2 separate regions of the Homo sapiens genome follow, and region 1 is linked to region 2. The links are chromatin loops, found by intact Hi-C in ENCODE. Cell type or tissue: MCF 10A. All regions are shown on one strand. Region 1 overlaps FARS2 (phenylalanyl-tRNA synthetase 2, mitochondrial). Region 2 has its middle 51 kb from the start of NRN1.

Evidence for each region. A loop is a pair of places that touch in the nucleus more often than their neighbours do. Peaks named below come from ENCODE experiments on the same cell type or tissue, not always from the same donor. Only the 100,000 strongest peaks of a DNase experiment are listed, where the experiment ranks them.
Region 1: a loop joins it to region 2, with 15 times the contacts of the local background. A loop is called at or near these places in 4 of 110 quality-filtered maps.

Annotation. Positions count from the first base shown.
Region 1 is chr6:5,418,696-5,426,695 of GRCh38, forward strand. The region is part of intron 3 of FARS2 (phenylalanyl-tRNA synthetase 2, mitochondrial); the gene reads left to right. Among named protein-coding and RNA genes, the nearest start is that of FARS2-AS1, 35 kb to the right of the region's middle. In MCF 10A, a CTCF peak has its summit at 3,812 (motif pointing right); no DNase peak of the experiment used is centred here.
Region 2 is chr6:6,053,734-6,061,733 of GRCh38, forward strand. No RefSeq gene overlaps it. Among named protein-coding and RNA genes, the nearest start is that of NRN1, 51 kb to the left of the region's middle. In MCF 10A, a CTCF peak has its summit at 3,917 (motif pointing right); a DNase peak (open chromatin) is centred at 3,908.

The DNA.
Region 1 (8,000 bases), 640 kb before region 2:
TCTGCCCTGAGAATTCTAGCTATCCTGACTTGTCCAGACTCCCGGCTCTGTCTCCTCAAATCAAGGAGACTTTTGGGCTCTCCCATGTTCTCCTTAGGTCTCACCCCTCTGGGGGGTCTGTGTCCTTGGTCACCTGGTGTCCTCTGTTTTGAGTGGTGTGATTTTATATATTTGTCTTTTTATTATTATTATTATTATTATTAGTTTTTCATATGGAAGGGTAAAACTGGTTTATTATTCCATCCTGTCCAGATGTGGAAGTTTCTCTTTTTCATTTGAATCGTTTGGCTACTCCTTCTGGACCTTCCTTCCTGCAATTTTCTATTACATCTCATTCCCCTCTTCGCCTTCATTATATTCTTACATCTCTCTCATCACTTACTCTCTGTGTCTTTTTTGGTCTTCTTTTCTGATGCAGCTTAATGTTTGTGACAGGAACTCTTTGAAAGGGTGGCTGGTGTTTTCCTTCTCAGAGAAGAATTTGACTGGGAGATGGATACAATCCTAAAGATGCATTTTTAGATCTGTTTTACAAAACCAGAATTTTTATGAATTTTATTTTCTAGAACACATCAGTGAATTGTGCTTTCATGTATCTCTTAAGATATCTAAAACACACTTATTTTAAAGTCTCAGATTGTTTCATAAAAATAATCTCAACTGAGGTAAGTTAATGTTTGATTATTTGTTCTGCTGGCTGTATTACTTAGCATTAGATTTGTCCATATGTTTTAGAATTTTGGGTTGCAGGGTCATATTCAGAGGAAGGTTTTTTTGTTCTTTACCGTTTCTCTGTTTTCTTCGTTCCTGTCCTTCTCCCCCATCCCCCGTCTCTTACTATTCACCCTATAAGTGGATTTGCAGGTGATTCCACCCAATTCTCTAGGCTTGAAATCCAGAGTGAGATTTCCCAGGGATCCATCAGATGTCTAGCACCCATACAATGAGGGGATGGAGCTGATCCTAGGCCTATGGCTTGGATCCCTAATCTTAAAGCTCCTTAGATCTACAGCCCCATGCTGCATTTGGGTGACAGTATTTGACTTCCTTCTGGCACCGTCATGGAGCTTATCCCATCCCAGCCTCTGACTTGAAGCTTTTTGCCTCCCTCCTGCCCCAAGCCCACAGTGTGCCATCCTGCAGGAGGCAGGCTCCTGGTTCTTCTTGGTTGTGGACCCCAAGCCCAGCAGGCTCACTTTATCCTCTCTTCCTGTTTTGCTTCTGGCCTGTGGAGGTTTACATTTTGTATTAGTCCATTTTCACATTGCTGATAAAGACATACCCGAGACTGGAAAGAAAAACAGGTTTAATGGAGTTACAGTTCCACCTGGCTGGGGAGGCCTTACAATCGTGGCAGAAGGCGAAAGACACGTCTCACAAGGCAGCAGGCAAGAAAAGAGAGCTTGTGCAGGGAAACTCCCATTTTTAAAACCATCAACTCTTGTGAGACTTATTCACTGCAACAAGAACAGCATGAGAAAGACCTACCCCCATGATTCAATTACTTCCCACTGTGCCCCTCCCACAACACATGGGAATTCAAGATGAGATTTGGGTGGGGACACAGCCAAACCATATCATTCCATCCCTGGCCCCTCCCAAATCTCATGTCCTCACATTTCAAAACCAATCATGCCTTCTCAACAGTGCCCCAAAGTCTTAACTCATTTCAGTGTTAACTCAAAAGTTCACAGTCTCAAATCTCATCTGAGACAGGGCAAGTCATTTTTGTCTATGACCCTGTAAAATCCAAAGCAAGTTAGTTACTTCCTAGATACAATGGGGGTACTGGCATTGGGTAAATACAGCCTTTCCAAATGGGAGAAATTGGCCAAAACAAAGGAGCTACCAGGCCCCATGCAAGTGTGAAATCCAGTGGGGCAGTAAAATCTTAAAGCTCCAGAATGATCTCCTTCAACGCCATGTCTCACATACAGGTCCTGCTGATGCAAGAGGTATGTTCCCATGGTTTTGGGCAGCTCTGCCCCTGTGGCTTTGCAGGGTACAGCCTCCTTCCAAGCTGCTTCCATAGGCTGGTGTTGAGTGTCTGCGGCTTTTCTAGGTGCCTGGTGCAAGCTGTTGACTTCCTTCTGGCACCGTCATGGAGCTTATCCCATCCCAGACTCTGACTTGAAGCTTTTTGCCTCCCTCCTGCCGCAAGCCCACAGTGTGCCATCCTGCAGGAGGCAGGCTCCTGGTTCTTCTTGGTTGTGGACCCCAGACCCATTCTGGGGTCTGGAGGGGTCTGGAGGACGGCGTCCTTCTCACAGCTCCACTAAGTGGTGCCCCAGCAGGGATTCTGTGTGGGGGCTCCTACCCAAAATTTCCCTTCTGCACTGCCCTAGCAGAGGTTCTCCATGAGAACTCCACCCCTACAGCAAACTTCTGCCTGGGCATCCAGGCATTTCCATGCATCTTGTGAAATCTAGGTGGAGGTTCCCAAACCTCAATTCTTGACTTCTGTGTACTCACAGGCTCCACACCACATGGAAGCTGCTAAGGTTTGAGGCCTGCACCCTCCGAAGCCACAGCCCGAGCTCTACATTGACCCCTTTCAGCCACATAACAACTGGGACACAGGGCACCAAGTCCCTAGGCTGCACACAGCATGGGGACCCTGGGCCTGGCTCATGAAACCACTTTTTCCTTGTAGGCCTCCAGGCCTGTGATGAGAAGGGCTGCCACAAAGACCTCTGACATGTCCCAGAGACATTTTCCCCATTGTCTTGGGGATTAACTTTCACCTTCTTGTTACTTATGCCAATTTCTGCAGCCAGTTTGAATTTCTCCTCAGAAAATGGGATTTTCTTTTCTATCGCATTGTCAGCCTACAGATTTTCCAAACTTTTATGCTCTGCTTTCCTTATAAAGCCAAATGCCTTTAACAGCACCCAAGTCACCTCTTGAATGCTTTGCTGCTTAGATATTTCTTCTGCCAGATACTCTAAATCATGTCTCTCAAGTTCAAAGTTCCACAAATCTCTAAAACAGAGGCAAAATGCTGCCAGTCTCTTTGCTAAAACATAACAAAAGTTACTTTGCTCCATTTCCGAACAAGTTCCTCATCTCCATCTGAGACCATCTCAGCCTGGACTTCATTGTCCATATCACTATCAGCTTTTGGTCAAAGCCATTCAACAAGTCTCTAGGGAATTTCAAACTTTCCCACATTTTTCTGTTTTCTTCTGAGCTCTTCAAACTATTCTAACCTCTTCCTGTTACCCAGTTTCAAAGTCACTTCCACATTTTTGGATGTCTTTTCAGCAGCGCCCCACTCTGCTGGCACCAATTTACTGTATTAGTTTGTTTTCACACTGGTGATAAAAACATACCTGAGACTGGGAGGAAAAATAGGCTTAATGGACTCACAGTTTCATATGGCTGGGGAGGCCTCACAATCATGGCAGAAGGTGAAAGGCCCATCTGACATGGTGGCAGACAAGAGAAGAGAGCTTGTGCAGGGAAACTCCTGTTTTTAAACCCGTCAGATCTCATGAGACTTATTCACTATCACGAGAACAGCATGGGAAAACCTGCCCCCATGATTCAGTTACCTCCCACTGGGCCCCTTCCACAATGCGTGGGAATTCAAGATGAGATTTGGGTGGGGACACAGCCAAACCATATCACCTTTTATCTTTCAACTTAGACTATGCCTGTTTGGTTCTCTCTCTCTCTCTCTCTTTTTTTTTTAAATCATAAATGTCACTGTTGTGTGTTAGGAGAACAAGGACACAGACCGTGCCTTCTTGGTCTCATGAGTGTGCTTTGTGTTGGAAGCTGAGTTAATGTGGTGTTGCACTGTCTGCTCCAGTGGAGGGCAGCATGGGGCTGTGCTGTCCCACACACCTGGTTCTGATCCTGGCATTTACTCTCTACTGTAAACTGAGATTAGATACGTGAGCTGTTGCAGTCACATTTCCCTCATCTGCAAAGTGGGAATGAGAGTAACGATTGTTCAGTGTATATGCCAGCCTCACATCAGCGTAAGCATGAAGTGAGAGCAGGCATGGGACGTGTTTAGCACAGTGCCCAGCATATAGTAAATGAACAGTAAATGTCAGTTACCCAGGAACACAATTTAGACATGCTTATTTTTTCATATTTTATTAAAAAGTGAGATGTTTCAGATTATGAGCTGAATTTCATGACATTCAATGAAAAAAAATACCCACTGAGTGTTAATGAGCTGCTAGGTACTGTGTTAGGCTTTTTACACACTTCCCCATGCTGAATTGTCACAGAAACTCTGTGAGATATTCTTATTTTTGACAAAATTGAAGCAGTGCGAGGTTAAGTAACTGGCCTGAGGTCACTCAGCTGCAAGTGATAAAGCTGGGATTTGCTTCTAGATCTGTGCTGGCTCTTAGATCCAGGCTGTCCCCCACCCGACCAGCTTTGTGGAGGCTGGTGTGTGAGCCTTCTGTTTACAATGCCTCTCTGTGTAGCCTGCAGGGATCTGAAGATAGTTTCCTTCGAGAACAGGTTGACGAGGAGGATCGAGGACCAAAGGGCTGTGCTGTGGCTCTGCCTGAGGCCGGGATGCTATTGGACTGTCCCCTCTGCTGCTTGATAGAGAGCACGGGAGTGATCACTTACCCTGGTGCCTCTGAACCCATACCCAGATTTCAGAATGAGGGGCCCATTAAATTGTGCCATACTCCATTTCTCATTTCATTGTGAGGTAGAGAAACGATCATATCATCTTACGATCCAAGCACTAGTCAAAAGGATCCCTGTGTAGAGGAGTCCCAGGGGAACAGTGTGAAACTGCACTTGCACACATTGGTCTTTCTGCCAAGCAGAAGAATAATAGCTGTGGGACCAGTTATACCATTGCCAATGGTGGAGGAAATCGCCTGCCTTTTATTTTTCCCCTATTGCTTTGTGTTTGTCTTAGCAGGAGTCATTGTGGCTGAAATAGTGTTAATATCTTCTGTATGCTTGGGAGGTCCCACACTGGAGGATTTTATTACCCTCTGTGAGAGGGAAGAGGTGGTATTTACCATTAACTTTGTAGTAGGAATGGTTTTATTCCACTTGGCACTCTGCAGCGCTGGACTCCAGGGTACATGGTTGTGTGGACGCATAGGATATATATGGCGCTCTTAAAGAGTCACAGTGGTGGCATTGCCAGGTTTGTAAGGCCCTAGATAGGGATGAAGTGTAGGTCATGAATGACTTCATGCTGCGTGTGAGGTGGGCTTTGGAAACAGAATCAGTATTTGTATTCCCACATGGATGCTTCAGGCCTTAAAAGTGCCTCCTCTTCCTTATGACTGCCAGCCACATTTACTGAGTCCAGAAGACACTCTTTTCTTCTCTTAGGGGAGAGACGAGATGTAAACAGCAAGGGCAAGGAAGGCAGCCCTGGGAATCGTGTCTGTGGGTACTCAACTGTTGCTTTATCTAAGTGGGAGCTGCGTAAGAGGGTCGAGCTGGTGTTCTTTTATCAGCAAAGCCCTGGATCTTTGTCTGGGACCTACACTCTCATTGTATTCTTCCACCAGTTAGTTCTATGGCCTTGGCGCCTGTGGAAAGTATTGAGCTAATGTTAGTGCAAAATATTATACAACACCTATCGAGGGCGTTTTGGCAATATTTATTAAAATCATAAAAGCATTTACTCTTCAACTCAACAGGGTATTTAGTCACAGCATTGCTTTCAGTAGCACAACACTGAATATTCTCCAAGTGTGTATCAGTAAGACTTCTTATATGAATGTGGGCCACATGCAGGAATCTTTGGTAGGAGTAAGAAAAGGACTGAGGGCGTGCTCTATGCATTCATGTGGAGAGGCCTCCAGACACATCATTCAGTGAAAAAAGCGTGGTGCCGAATAAAGTACACACTATGCTGCTTGTTATATAACAAAGGAAGGAAAATAGAAACAGATATTTGTATTGGCTTAACATCTGGCAGTAAAAAGGAAACCCTGAGAGTTTACCGTAAGGGTCCAGGAGATTGGGGTAAGATGGGAAAGGGAGGTAAGTGAGACTTCTTTGTCATGCCCTATTACATAATGAGATGGATCCTGTTATAGTATTTTGATTTTGAACCTTGTGAACATATTTCCTATTCAAAACAAAACAATTTATAAAAGAATGCTGTTAGAGCACTATTGAAACATCATGAAAAAATGGGCTCTATCAAAAGGTTGCGGGTCTTCAACAGAAGCAGAATAGATGGAATCATCAGATGTCTTTGACAGTGGCGGCTGCACGATTTCCCGTGGTTAGATTGTGGTTATCGAGGATGATCCCAGCTCTTTAAGAATTTGTTTCCAGCCAGAGAGTCCCCTCCTTCCTTTTTCTTTCCACGTTCCTTTCCTTCCTTGGATACTAGCTGTTCAGAAAGTGTGAGTGGCAACCCTGATATTAGACCACTATATTCTACTATTTTTCTGGTGTCAACTGAGGGAAAATCTATTTTGAAAATAATGCCAAACACCAGTGGTTAATGGCATATTTGTTCAGTTAATTTTAAAAAATTATTCATGGAGGGTACCCCTGGTTTGGTGTAGAAAATCACTGGTATATGCTCTAGTTTGGGCCACTGATCTTTCAAAATTTAGATTCTACCATCTGTGGAAGGCAGTTCTGATAGGAAAGTCCCATCTTTAAATACAAACGGTATGGGAAACAGCAGAAGAATCTCTTTAATGAGTCAATAAATCAGGGAAATGGAACGTGATGTTTATTCAGAATGAGATCCTTAACGAAGGTGGGATGGAATGGAATGACGTCTACTTAAATGTTTATAGTATGTCAGACAGAGTGCTCAGGCCCTTCAGGGATTGGTGGGAAGAGACCAAACACACACACACACACACCCGCCCTGCAAGTGTCCCTGGCTGGTCTTGCCAAAGGTGCAGAAGTCGGGAGGCTGGTACACAGAGCAGGCGAGGTACAGTGCTGCCTTCCCCATCCCTGTGGCAGGTAATGTCCTGCTGGAGTTGAGACAGGCTTAGAATTCTTGCTATACCTCTTCCATTTGGGCTCATGTCACTGTCCTGGAGGTATTTCTACTTATTTCTGAAGTCCCACTTGAGTGATTGCTTCTGGACTTTGGGCTCTCCTCATTCTTGAACAAACTCAACATCCTTATTCAGAGGAGAAATTTGAGTCAGTGTCCAGATCTCCAAAGAGGATTGCTGCCTCTTGAGAAAACCTGGGCTCCCACAGGGTCTTTTCTTGAAACCACTGGGTGAGGGCAATCATTATCCACGGTGTAGAGAAGAGGCAGGTGGGGCTCAAAGAGGATAAGTAAGCTTCCCGCGGTTTCACAGGAAAAATGGTAGAAGGCTGAGGCTTGAACCCAGGTGTGGTTTTTTTTCCTAAAGTATACTTTCTTTTATGTGGCTCTAGGCTGAAAATTGAGGTGTATAATTTTTGACAGTTGCTGTAATCTCAGAGTTCTGAAGCCGTTAAAAAAGCTCTGAGCTTCATCTGTGTGGTTTAGGAAATTAAAAGACACAAGGAAATAGGAAAAAAAACCTTGGCATTATTTTCCACTAGATATATAGTTCATATATGCACTTAATTTTCCTCTATAGCCCCAATAAGAAGTTAGTCTTATGCATAATGAATCCATATGATTTGGATATGCTTACTGAAAATTCTCCTCTATTAATATATAACACAAAATACGTAATTTTTAGTAAATATTCTGACTTCTAATACTTGACATGTGAAATAAGTCACACTCAACATAGTTTTGAGCTAGTTATTTGGCATTGTATCTTTTAATACAAGAAGCATGTCAAGATGCTTTTTCAACTAGATATAATAATACCTACAGTAATTTTGAGATCATAGATTGAAAAACAAGAAGAAAGTGTATTTTGGGGGTAATATCAAAGTATTCAAGAAATAATTTCACTACCAATGATTTTTTTAAAAATCTCTGTTAATGTGTCAATGTAACAATTAATTAATTTATTTATTTGAGACTGAACCTTACTCTCTCACCCAGGCTGGAGTGCAGTGGCGCAATCTTG
Region 2 (8,000 bases):
AATATATTCGAGACACTTGGGACTCAAAGTGTGGTCTGTGGATCTGTGGCATTGGCATCATCCAGAAGCTTGTTAGAAATATTGAATCTGATGGCTGAGTGCGGTGGCTCATGCCTGTAATCCCAGCACTTTGGGAGGCCGAGGCTGGTGGATTGCCTGAGGTCAGGAGTTTGAGAAATTCTGAATCTCAGGTCCCCCCACAGGCCTAGTGAACACAAACTAATACAATCTCAAGTTTGTGAATCATGGTTCTAGAGCACCTCTTATAATTGGCCACATGAAAATGATTTGTCAGAGCAGGACAACGTGACCTTTGTAGAGAAATCCAGAAGAGGTCGTATTTTCTCATTACCAGAGCTGAACTCCTCCTTGACCTGGCCCTGAGTGGGACCCAACTAATGTTCATTTAGTACACATCTGCCTCACTGGGAAAAAAGGATTAAGAGCTTTGAAAGGGAAATAACATCACAATATGTCTGCCACTGAGACTCTTTAGTCCTTGGAAAAAGATATTTCATTCTAAACCCTGGAGCGATACCAAACACTTGTTTAATTTGTGATTTTTTTTTCTTGTTGTTCATGAGCAGAAAAATGACTGAGCCCATGTGGCAGCTGGAAGGTCATACGCACCCTTCCAGCCCAAGAAGGATGCAGACAGCCTCTGCAGCCCCACCAGCCAAGGGAAGCAGATCCGAGAACTGACCCATCCCTCTTACTGGCTCCTTAAATTAATTTAGGAGTCAGACTGTCATGATGATATTGATAGCAATAGGTGAGTACTATTAGATTCCCAAGATAATGCAGACTATTGAAGAACTCTGTTTTAATATAAAATGCAGCCAATTTTCAAAACACATAAGGCATTCTTCATATTTAAGAAGTCACATACCTTGCATCTTTAAAATCATGTAGGGACTCAAGCTCTCGTTCACTATAGAAGAATTTTAAAAGTATGGATTAAGGAAGTCACATAGCGGTCAGTATCATCAATCATATATTGAAAGATTCCAACCTTCTATTCAAGAAGCTATTATCTTTTAAATCAAGAAAATGCCTAGGAGAGCCTTTCCTTGTGAAGAAAAAAAGAACTCGAAGACAGCGCTTCAGGGTTTTGCCCTGAAGTATTTTTCCCGATGGTATTTAGCTGCCAAAGTGGATGAAATCCTTAACATGAAGACTTTCTCGCCAAGAGGAGGAAGATATGAATCAAGGAACCTCATCACCCAAGCCTCAACACCCTATGGATAGAGTGGTCATCTGCTTTCTCCCAAGACAGCCCAGGTTTATGCCTCCTATCCTGTAATGGTTATTACTAACCCTGCCTCCTCCCTCATTTGCATGGACCTTAAATTATTAGATTTATAAAAGTGCCAACTGTGTAGGCTATGAAAAGTCATATGGTTTATCGTCTAAATCCCCACTCATTACTGGAGTCCATGTGGCCCTTCAGGAGCTGACCCGACCTACCATTCCAGTGTAATTTCCAGCATTTTCCAATGCACTCTGTGTTCCAACTCTGCTGAACTACTGGGTTCCCAGAATGTGACATGTTTGATTTCTCGTGGTTTGTATGTGGCGGTTCTCTCTGCTGTTGGGAATTCATTTTCCCCACAATGTGCTCAATCTACTCTTCTCCCAGACTCTTCTAATACTAGCTCTTAGTGAAATCTCACCTGGAAGCCTCCATTCTTTGGTGCTTTGTAGAACTTTAACTCACTGCTGACTGTTTGTGGATTCTACCATCAGGCCCACTATGTGTTATGCCCAGTGCAAGTCTGTGTGAGGGAGAAAGAGAGGGAAGAAAAAGAAAGGAAGGAAAGAAGGAAGAAAATAAACATGGAGAGAATCAATAAAATAGGCATTATTACTATAGAGTCCATAGCTGCTAAAAGGGAAACTGGAATTTGGGAGTAACTTTTGCATAAGACTGTGATATTTCTCTTTAATTATCTGTTCATATTTATTTTCCTCTTGTCTCTTCCTCATTGTTTATAATAAAGCTTCAAGGAAACCCTCAAATGTCTTGTGCACTTCTTGAGACAGGCTAGGTGTGGGAAAGCAATGAGACTGCATATTCTGCAGTGCTGCAGGGAGAAGAGTCTGGCCACAAAGAATCAATGAAGGTCCGTTTAAGACAGGAGCAGAAAATCCAATCCTAGAGCAATGGAGAAAATAAAAAGCATGGCAGGGGCTAGCCTGGGATCACAAAGTGTCCTGGGGGTGTCTGCACTGGCAGAAGGTCCTGTATCCTGTCATCTGGTTGAATTTCAAAGTTATAGCTACGTTCATTATAATACTATTTAGGCAAGGACAGAAATCAGTACAAAGGAGTTTTTATTCCATGAGGATCTCATTAGAAGATGGATGCTCATAAAGAGAAGGTCTTAAGATGTCAGAGTATTTGGCCAAATATGCTTCTTCACTTCTTCAGGCAGTTTCTAAAGTGTGGTCCATGGATCATCTGCACCAGATGATGCTAGCGGCTTGTTAAAATGCAGATTCTTGGGCTCTTTCCCAGACCCGCTGAACCAGAATTTCAGGAGCAGGTGTGGACTCCAGATTTTCCACAGCTCATAGGGGGCCCCCGTATTTACTACGCTGTGAGAACCGCTGCCCAGGGAGGGCTTGGTGGCCTTTCCTCACTGTATTCTACCTTGGACAGGAGTGAGCTCCGTGGGAGAGTCAACATTTTCACACAATGGTTGAGCTGTAGAGCGAAAATGTACCATATTACTACCTGAGCCTCCCCTGGGAAACCCGGACAGAGGGGGTGGGCCTCACCTCCAGCCATGTTTCTTCTGCCAGGAATGATTCACAAATTTCCATGCTAATTATAGGGATGGCTGAGAGGCTCTAGAAAATTCCTCTTCCATGCTTCTTTGCAGCAGAGGTTGGGATGAGATTGCGATCAACCTGACATCTTCTCTTTGAATTTCCTGCATCAAGGAGACAGGCATCTGATTTCCCAACTGGCTTACTTTGGCTGTGTCGGCACTTCTATAATAAGCTCTGTCCGGTTTCTGAAAATGTGTGGAAGGTTAACATAGTGGGTCTTTGTACTTAGTGGCCAGGAGATGAGATGCAGATCAACACAAGGGAAAGGCAAAGTCTCCTTAGTAAAATGAAACACTGACATTTTTAGTGCTACGCGGAGAGGACTCTTACAGTGCAATGGTAGCCATTTTCCAGGTGTCCAGCTGTCCCTCAGTGGCACATACCCATTACACTGAAGTGGGTGGAGTTTTAGAAACTATTAATATTTTTAAATTGCCTTTTCCTATCATTTAAAATCATCATTTTCTATACCACAGAATCCCTATTCCAAAATTTTGGGAATCCACATAGAGCTTTGTTTACCAGCTTATTTAGGAGCATATGTGTATTTCGTATGGAGTTTTTGTATTACTTAAGAACAAATTATTCAGGATGATAATTTCTGTATTATTTAAGTCATCGCTGTCATGCTGCTTTTAAAACAATACTTCTCAATTTGCCTAATGTCTTGAATTGCTCAACTTTTTGAGCATGGATACTATGCTTGAACTCCTGTCTGTCTGTTTTTTAAAATTACATCTGATTCGCTCAGATAGCACACAATGCAGAAAGTTTGTTTTCAGTTTGGGAACTGCGGAGTCTGGATTGCTTAGATGGCTCCAACAAATTCATCAGTCAAATGTCCCTTTACTGATAGAATATTTGTGGAGTCAGTTTGAATAATCCTGTTAAACATGGATGATTGGAAAACAACGTAAGAGCGTTTTGCTTGCTGCTAGTGCAAACCAAAGAAGAATCACCTGATGTGAAGAATCATCTAGCTTTAAGGCTTATATTCTGGTGTTGATAGCCTCTTGAAGGGCTGTTAAACTAACTCTTTCAAAGGCAAGGTTCATCAAGTTCACTTTGATCCAGTAGAGGGCACTGTATCTCTGTCCTTATGCATACATTTGTCTGTGTATTACATAGTATTATACATGCCCTATATTACAATATATTACTATAACGCCGTATAGCCCATTTGCCTATTTAAAACTCCTTTGGAAATTTACCTTTTATCTTCCTCAAAGGATGAGAGATTGTAATAATCCGAAACGATGAGAGATTATGTGTGATAGCGCACTTACATGTGAATCAAGTATCCATTGTTATATATTTATCCGTCTGTATCAACACACGTGTGGAATAAGCAAAGCAGGGGTTATTTTTTTGAAAAGCAACATTGAAAAAGCAACATTTTTGAAGACTCTGGCTTTTAAGGGGGTATTACTGCATTTTCCCCTCTCTAGGAAGAATATGAATTTCTTGAAAATGACTTTGATAGCTCAAATCCCAGAATCCAGAATTCTGATTTTAAGTTGTTTTCCGTTGTGCCTGCCCCAAGCACCCAGCTGGCGTCGCCCAGGAAGGTCAGCTCGCGGCGTGGGGCTGGAGTTTCAGCGTCCTGGGCTGCGGGCGCCTACCATGAGCCTGGGTGTGTAGTGCCCGGAAACCTGCTCCTGCGCGCGGAGGTCCTGCTTCAGCTCCCCACGAGGTCCGTGGATTTCAAACCGCCCTCTAGAAAGCCTCCTAGTGCGATGTTGCTGTGGGAAAACCCCTTCCCGCCCTGGCTCGGGCTCCTGGCCTCGGTGATTGCTTGCTGTTCCTCCTTCCCAATCCTTCATGTTCAAGTACGCCCGCAGACGAGCAAATCGGAGCAACCCGAGTATTAAACACAGCAAAGCAGTTAGAGTTGAGAAATCCGGCTTTAAACCTAACACAGAGCAATAAGGCTTTGCAATGCAGGGATAATTTGACTACAGTGACTACAGAAGAGGAACATCGTTTCTGTCCAATTAACCTGGAACAGGCATTACTCTCCCCATGATAAACATGATGACTTGTGGAGAATGGGATCTAATTATTGAAGTTTTTGGAAATTCAGCCCAACTGGAAAGTGAATGCGTCCTTCTCTGCCTCTATTAAAAGGGAGCTTGCTTTTTTAATTCTTCTAGAAGAGCTTATTAATTCCTGTTAGAGAATCTGCTGCTGCACTAAGGGCTTTAAACCATGACACTTTTTGAAAGGGTAACAAGATAAAAGGAACGTGTTGGATGTCATCGGTCTCGATATAGTTCTAAAGTTTTGGTAATCAGAGTGCAGTGTTGAAGGCCTGGAAGTAGGGGAGAAGATGGAGGCTGGCCTCCACAAGATTGCAGATAGTCCAGAAAGTCTGCAGAAGAATCATTTTCATGCCTCCTTTCATGTTACCTTTTTTTTAAAAAAAAGCAATTCCCCTTCATTTCTTCTTACTTTATCAGGAAGAAAGGCTCAATTAGCTACTAACACATCTTTAACTGCTAATCTCACTAAATTATTTTAATTATAGAGGCTCTGGGCAAATATGTATTAAATGAATGAATTGGTCACATAGAACTAAATAAATCACACATTTTCCCACCTCTGTGCCTTGCTGAGGCTGTTCTGCTGTCTTGGACATCCTTTCCCCTTGGTTGGGACAAGTTGAATCCTGTTTATCTTTCTGCACTGCACCTATAAGAGGTTTTATAAAAAGAAATGACAAACCCACATTGGCAAAGGTGTGGTGAAAATGGCACCTTGTCTGTCACTGGATGGAATGCACCTGGTTTTACCTTTCTGAAAAACAATCAATGTACCTCATGAATTACTCCTCAGTAAACTTATCATAATAAGGTAAGCAAAGATTTAGGGAGCAGTGTGTTTGTTTAAATGTTATTTTTTTGTGTTGGGTCTTGGCTAGGCTAGACAAGGAGATGAATGGAACTTAACCTAGGTAAGCAAGCCTTGTCTGGGAATCTATTGACATCTGATTAAATGGCAACTGAGACGCTTCTTGGAAGAGAAGTGGGGTTGGAATTAAAGAAAATTACTATGAAAAATTTCAAACACACACAAAAATAGAGTGATAGAATAAACCTTCATATTCTGGTCACCCAGATTTAACAAGTATCACAATTTTGCAATACTTGTTTCTATCCCTTCATTTTTTTTGCTGAAATATTTTAAAGCAAATCCCATTTCTCATGCCAGTTCATCTTTACATACTTCAGTATGCACCTTTTAAAAATATTAACTTTCTTATGTCTGCAATGCCATTATTTGCACCTAACAAAATTAACATTTTCTTTGTATCATTTATTATTTGTTTTTTAATAAAAGTTTAATTTTTATGGGGGTAGTAGTCAGAATTCAAACAAGGTCCCTCCATTACATTTGGCTGTTGGGGATGAAAGGTTTTTTTGTTTTAAATTTTTTTCTTTCCATAGGTTTTTGGGAACAGGTGGTGTTTGGTTACATCAATAAGTTCTTTAGTGGTGATTTCTGAGATTTTCGTGCACCCATCACCCAAGCAGTGTACCCTGTACCCAATATGTACTCTTTTATCCTTCACCACCCCCCACCCTTTCCCCCAATTCCCTAAAGTCCAACGTAGCATTCTTATGCCTTTACGTCCTCACAGCTTAGCGACCACATGTGAGTGAGAACATATGATGTTTGGTTTTCCATTCCTAAGTTACATCACTTAGAATAATAGTCTCCAATTCTATCCAGGTTGCTGCAAATGCCATTATTTCATTCGTATTTCTGGCTGAGTAGTATTCCATGGTACATATATATCACATTTTCTTTATCCACTTGTTGATTGATGAGATTTTTAGGCTGTTTCCATATTTTTTGCAATTGCAAATTGTGCGCTATAAACGTGTATGGAAGTATCTTTTTCACATAATGACTTCTTTTTCTCTTGGTGAATACCTAGTAGTGCGATTGCTGGATCAAATGGTAGATTTACTTTAAATTCTTTTTTTCTTTTTGAGACGGAGTCTCACTCTTGCCCAGGCTGGAGTGCAGTGGTGCAATCTCAGCTCACTGCAACCTCCGCCTCCCAGGTTCAAGCGATTTTCCTGCCTCAGCCTCCTGAGTAGCTGGGACTACAGGCGTGTGCCACCACGCCCAGCTAATTTTTGTATTTTTAGTAGAGACGGGGGTGGGGGGTTCACCATGCTGGCCAGGATGGTCTTGATCTCTTGACCTCATGATCTGCCCACCTCGGACTCCCAAAGTGCTGGGATTACAAGCGTGAGCCACTGCGCTTGGCCTACTATTAATTGTTTAAGGAATCTCTACACTGTTTTCCTAGAGGTTGTGCTAGTTTACATTCCCACCAACAGTGTAAAAGTGTTCCCCTTTCACTGTGTCCATGCCAACATCTATTCTTTCTTGATTTCTTGATTATGGCCATTCTTGCAGGAGTGAGGTGGTATTATATTGTGGTTTTGATTTGCATTTCCCTGATAATTAGTGATGTTGAACATTTTTCCATATGCTTGTTGGCCATTATTTTATCTTCTTTTGAGAATTGTCTATTGATGTCCTTAGCATACTTTTTGATGGGATTGTTTTTTTCTTGCTGATTTGTTTGAGTTCTTTGTAAATTCTGGATGTACTAATATCCAGAGTAAGAGTTCTATCACTCTTACTCTTGTCAGTTTCAGTGGTTATATAATTCCAAGTTTGCATACGGAATTTTAGGTTGACTCAAAAATATTATTCCACTGTGTTCTATCATCCATTAGTCCAACTATTTTTCTTTATAAGTAAACAGCGCTTTTTTTTCTCCAGCTGCTTCTAAGATCTTCTCTTTGTCTTTGATGTGCTGTAGTTTCTTTTTATTTTTTTTTGAGATGGAGTCTCACTCTGTTGCCCAGGCTGGAGTGCAGTGACACGATCTCTGCTCACTGCAAGCTCTGCCTCCTGGGTTCACGCCATTCTCCCGCCTCAGCCTCCCGACTAGCTGGGACTACAGGCACCTGCCACAACACCTGGCTAATTTTTTGTATTTTTAGTAGAGACAGGGTTTCATTGTGTTAGCCAGGATGGTCTCAATCTCCTGACCTCATGATCTGCCTGCCTCGGCCTCCCAAAGTGCTGGGATTACAGGCGTGAGCCACTGTGCCCGGCCCGATGTGCTGTAGTTTCACAAC